2 separate regions of the Homo sapiens genome follow, and region 2 is linked to region 1. Evidence: read pairs that join two places in POLR2A ChIA-PET (ENCODE). Cell type or tissue: GM12878. All regions are shown on one strand. Links, peaks and the distances in the headings refer to the core of each region. The heading gives the core; the rest is flanking DNA. Region 1 overlaps ENAH (ENAH actin regulator). Region 2 has its middle 13 kb from the start of LBR.

Region 1 (2,908 bases), core at 291-2,790:
CATGTTGATGAGGCTGGTCTCGAGCTCCTGACCTCAGGTAATCTGCCCGCCTCTGCCTTCCAAAGTGCTCAGATTACAGGCGTGAGCCACGGTGCCTGGCCTCCAAGACCCTTATAAGAAAGCTGTTTTTTTCTTTCTGGAAACCTTTAGGATCTTCTCTTATTCCTGGTGTTCTGAAATTTTATAATGATATTTCTTAATGTGAGTCTTTGTTTAAAAAAAAAAAAAAGTCTGTTGTGCTGTGCCCTTGATGGATCTTTTTATTTTAGAAACATGCCCTTCAATGCTTAGAAAGTTGTTTCTTTGGTAATGGACTCTGAAAAGGGAGAACTCCTTGTTAGGGGGTTTTTGGGTCTTCTGAATTCTTTTATCTACTCTTTGCTGTCTGATTTTGTCTTTTTTTTTTTTTTTTTTCTGTTTTTTATATTCCAACTCCTTTATTGGATTTAAAGTTTCTGCTGTCTTTAATTTGAAAAGCTTTTCTTTTGTTTTATGAATGTTTCTTTTAATCATTCTTATTTCACGGATGCGTATCTTTTTTTCGACCCTTTGAGGATATTATGATTCTGTTCCTTGCGTTGTTTCTTTTTTTCCCTTGCTCTGTTTTGATTCCTATCTTTCAAATTAAAGGTTTTCTTAAATGTTTGATGTTCCTTGCCTATCTGTTCAGACTTAAGCCTGAGGCTTTTAAAAAAGTTTTTATTTTTAAAGCAAGTTGGGAAGTCTTTCCATGGTATGGGCCTGTGACATGGTCTTCCTCTCTGAGGGATGAACTGGTGAATCTGGCTTTCCGTGGGGACCCTCAGCTGTCAGTGTCTCCAGGTCTCTCTTTTTTAGGCTGTTTTGTTTTCCTGTCTAAGCTTGACTGCCAGAATTCTGTGGTGAATTGGGGAAAAGGAGGGTGGTGGGTGGGTGGTAAGTTATCATTCAGTATTTAGGCTTGCATTTAATCCCCATCATACCTCCCTCAGAATGCCTTTGTTTACAGTCTCTCCTGTGTAAACTTCCCAGAGTAATGGGCTGAGTGTCTGATGGCATTGTTTGGGTTATGATATCTGGGATTTCGATGAATGGCTCCGTATCTAGAATTTCAACCAGGTGTTTTTTTTTTTTTTTTTTGCCCCCCACCCTGCTCTGGATTCCTGAACTTTTCTAGGCTTTATTCTTGGTACATTCCCTCAGTAATTCTGCTAGACAGTTTCTGTTTTCTTCAGCCTACTAAGTCAGTTACCTCTAATCCATCTGCTTTTCGGCTTTCAAAATTGTGCTTATATCTAGAGCAAGCTTGTCCAACCCATGGCCTGTGGGCCACATGTGGCCCAGGATGGCTTTGAATGTGGCTCAACACAAATTCGTAAACTTTCTTAAAACATGAGATTTTTGTTTTGCGATTTGTTTTTTTTAAGCTCATCAGCTGTCGTTGTTGTTAGTGTATTTTACGTGTGGCCCAAGTCACTTCTTCCAGTGTGGCCCAGGGAAGCCAAAAGATTGCACACTCCTGATCTAGAGTCTGCTGTAGTGTCCTCTTCTGTTTGTTTGTAGTCTCTGCATTTATAAATTATTTATTATTTAGTGTTGGACTTGTAAGAAACACTCTGCTCCACTCTGCCGAGGAAAAGGTGAGCTATTGTGGTGAGGCCTTCACAGGTCTGTGTGCCTGGCACTCTCAGCTGCATTATTCAGGACCTTGGGCTGTACGTAGTTATTTTATTGGATTTGTGTGAGAAGGGCTAGTTTTGTGATTGGTTAAGTTTATTGAAAATAATTTTTTTTTTTTTTTTTTTTTTTTTTTGAGACAGAGTCTTGCACTGTCGTCCAGGATGGAGTGTAGTGGTGTTATGTTGGCTCACTGCAATCCCTGCCTCCTGGGTTCAAGGGATTCTCCTACCTCAGCCTCTCAAGTAGCTGGGACTACAGGTGCACTCCACCACGTCCAGCTAGTTTCTGCATTTTTAGTAGAGATGAGGTTTTGCCATGTTGACTAAGGCTGGTCTCCTGGCCTCAACTGATCTGCCTGCCTTGGCCTCCCAAAGTGTTAGAATTATAGGCGTGAACCGCTGCATCTGGCCAAAAGTTGACTTATTTTGAATGGACTACATTATAGCTTAACTAGATTGTACGAGTGCTTATCAACTAATATGTTAAAATATGGTAATTCCTTTTTTTTTTTTTTTGAGATGGAGTCTTGCTCTGTGTTGCCCAGGCTGGAGTGCAGTGGTGCGTTCTCAGCTCACTGCAACCTCTGCCTCCTGGGTTCAAGCAATTCTGCCTCAGCCTCCCGAGTAGCTGGGATTACAGGTGCCTGCCACCACGCATGGCTAATTTTTATATTTTTAGTAGAAATGGGGTTTTGCTGTGTTGGCCAGGCTGGTCTCGAACTCCTGAACTCAGATGATCCACCTGCCTCGGCCTTCCAAAGTGCTGGGATTACAGGCATGAGCCACTGCACCTGGCCAAAATATGGTAATTCTAATAGGTCACATTCAGGTGTATTTTTTTTAATGGTCTAATATAACATTAAAAGTATTTGTGAAAAATTCCATTTTGGTATTTTAAGCATAATCTATCCAAAAGGAACATTAAAAAATAATAATAAAAGGGGAATGTGAGGTTTAGGTTTTTAAGATGTTCAGTATTTTTAGGTAAGAGTGTTGTAGTAGTTTGCTAGGGCTGCCATGACAAAATACCACAGACCCAGTGGCTTAAACAGTACTTTCCTCACAATTCTGAAGGCTAGAAGGTCAAGGTGTTGGCAGGGTTGGTTCCTTCTGAAGCCTCTTTCTTGGCTTGCAGATGGCTCTCCTTCTCTGTCCACAGTGATCTTCCCTCTGTGTGTGTCTGTCCTAATCTTCTTATAAGGGCACCATTCATATTGGATTAGGGCCCACCTGTATACTCAGTTTACCTC
Region 2 (2,908 bases), core at 151-2,650, 170 kb after region 1:
GTTTTACTATGTTGGCCAGATGGGTCTTGAACTCCTGACCTCGTGATCTGCCCGTCTCGGCCTCCCAAAGTCCTGGAATTACAGGTGTGAGCCAGCTCATGTGTTTGTTTTATGCATCCAATAAATCATGAGAAGGACAAAAAGACCACTATGGTGGGGAAATAGTGCCTGTCTTCAGTTAGCAGTGAGAGGCCAGCAGGTAGGTCACACAGACATGTGGCACCAGTTTTGAAGGGGGACATGTAACACAAGTCTTTGTTAGCCAGGATAAGTCCTTCTGCTGGCTGTGCCGGGCCTCACCTGCACCAGGAAGCCCTCACAGGGCTCTGGCATCCAGCAGGGTGCTCTGTGCAGGTGTTTTGGAGAGCATCATGGTGGAGGGTGTTCCTCCTTCTGCAGAGGAGAAGGCACTCATTCCCTGTGTCAACCGGAGCAGGTCATTCAACCATTCTTTCAGTTTCTTCACCTTCAGCATGGCAATTAATGGCTCAGAGGAACCTCAGGATAAAGTACCTCCTGATCCTGTCATGCCTGGAGTGATTCCCGTACAAATCAGTTTTTTTTTTTGTTGTTGTTGTTCTTTCTGTTTAGAGACTTGAAACAGAAAAAAAAAATGGCCCAGATATTGTTTTATTCTCTCTGAACTCCTTCAGGTGCAGAACAAACGGAAAGGGTTCCAGCCCCTTTGCTTTCAGTTTTATCTGCACACAGTAATGACATTCTAGAAGGGTTCCTGAGCTGTGCACCATCTGCCCAGGCCAAGAGCAGGACACGCAACTCAGACTTCTGCCTTGGAAGTGTAAAGCCTGCCCGGGAGTGTCCACCAACTTCCAACTACTTAAAAAAATCCTCCATTTTTTATGTCTTTGCCTTATCATCCCTGCTTGTGGATTATAAATTACTCTTTTCTTGAAAGAAATATAAACAGAAATACCCCCTGCTGTAGCTGGCTGAGGCAGAGCCAGTAGAGGGAGCTCAGGGGCGTCATCAATTATTAATCCATGGTATTCAGAGTTTCTAACGTTTGCAAACATTCAAAAATGACCCAGGTCTTACCAAGAGGGAATGAAATTGTCATGAAACATGCCTGAGCCAATGGCCTGACAAAGCAAGTTGATTTCAACATGGGCGTGGGTGGCAATGTGATCCTCAGGAGCCATAAGTCCAATTGCTGAACGTAGATGCACCCATCTCCCACCCCCTCGCCATCTGAGGTGAGCACTTTGTTCCCATAGCCTCAGATCCATCCTTAGTTGTTACTGACCTGTGGGTGAGGTCTTAAAGGCCCTGGTGTGAATTCAGGGAGTTCTTACTGCTAACTGTATTTAAAAGCTGGGACGGAGAGGAGGCCAGGGTGTGTACATGGAGGGGCAAAGAGCATGTTCAAGTAGTCTAAGAGACTTCCTGCCAACTGGTCCCTTGTATTTTACAATAACGTGTGGCTCAAGCACTACAAATAGATTTAGGGAAAATGGTGGTTTTGGTTTTGAGCTATTTCCAAACTCTAGGAAAGACATTTTTCCAATTTAGGGATGTCAAAGAACTCATCTAGCTATAACTATATACTCAGTCCATTGCTCCAGGGATCAGGCATAGTGTGCTGATTTTCCAGCCAAAGTACTAATTCAGAGAACTGGGAAATTGTCTCCTGCTGTGGGAGGCCGTGTTCTGAGCAACACCCAGCTGGCTTACTGGCCTTTCCAGGCATCTAAATGTCCTACAGCCACGTAGATCCTCTTGGAAAAGCCTTTTAAATAATTCCTCAAGAACAGTGCACTTCATTTCTTCACTCTCCCTCACTAACCTGAATCCCATTTGATAGACATAAAAATCCCAGGCAGTCCTGGAATTTGTTTTAAATTTCTTCCACTGTCAGAGTTTGACACATATTTGCTGAATGAATGAATGGTTAAAGCAATGAATCAGAACTATTTATTGATTGCTTATTGTTAAATTTAAGCCCCACAATAGCTCTGTGAAAGGCAGGTATTATTAGTTTTCTCATTTTACAGATAAGGAAACAGTCTGAAAATAAAATGTAAGTACCTTGCCTAAGATCTCAAGTGCAGGCGCAGAAGCCAGGATTCAAAGGCAGGTGTTTCTGACTCCAAAGTCCATGTGCTTTCTGTTACTCAGTTCTGCTAGTTAGGATTCCTCTAACTCTTTCAATCATGGACTCTCATTGGAAAAAAGCCATCCTCCACCTGAGTTATTTTCCTGGTAGATGTAGCATTATACTTTTTAAAAATGCAGTCCCAGCTACTCCGGAGGCTGAGGCAGGAGCATCCCCTGAGCCCAGGAGTTCAAGGCTGCAGTGAGCTATGATTGCCACTGCACTCCAGCCTGAGTAACACAGCAAGACCCCTAAAAAAAAAAAAAAAAAAGCTTATGTGTCTTATGTGTCCAAAGTACTTGCCCTGAAAAACTGTGTACAGTAAACATGGTTTGAAACTTCACTTTCCTCCTTGGAAACCCAGATCACTTAATTATAGCTTCACTGGCATTTACTAACACATTCACCATTGGAAAAATGTTTTCTTGCTTTGCAAAGGACAATCCATGGAAGAGAAGACTCTGAAGCTCAGTTCTCTTCCACCTTGAATTATGCTGAGATGAAAGCAACTTGAGGTAACAGCTTGCTTCTATGTTAATTAACTCCTGTTAATATTTTATGTTTAAGCCATCCTCAAACCGTATTTTCCCTAGGAAATCGGAAGAGTTCTTCATTTGTTTGCATGTTCCTTGGCCTGAAGAAATTAACAACATTTTGAACTATATTATATATGAAGCCATTTTATGTTGTACTGAAAAAAATGCATGATGCAAATACATTTAGACTCTTAGAGCAATAATTCTTAATCTAGTGGATGCATGCTAAATCAAAATTTCAATGGGGTTCTACATGCTT

Evidence for each region. Peaks named below come from ENCODE experiments on the same cell type or tissue, not always from the same donor. Only the 100,000 strongest peaks of a DNase experiment are listed, where the experiment ranks them.
Region 2: POLR2A ChIA-PET joins it to region 1 with 7 read pairs; 2 of 35 experiments call an interaction of 5 or more read pairs at or near these places.

The regions. Positions count from the first base shown.
Region 1 is chr1:225,605,727-225,608,634 of GRCh38, reverse strand. All of the region lies in intron 1 of ENAH (ENAH actin regulator), which reads left to right. Among named protein-coding and RNA genes, the nearest start is that of ENAH, 46 kb to the left of the region's middle. In GM12878, for the core only: no CTCF peak of the experiment used is centred there; no DNase peak of the experiment used is centred there.
Region 2 is chr1:225,439,768-225,442,675 of GRCh38, reverse strand. No RefSeq gene overlaps it. Among named protein-coding and RNA genes, the nearest start is that of LBR, 13 kb to the right of the region's middle. In GM12878, for the core only: a CTCF peak has its summit at 972 (motif pointing right); no DNase peak of the experiment used is centred there; H3K4me3 peaks cover 447 bases; H3K27ac peaks cover 618 bases.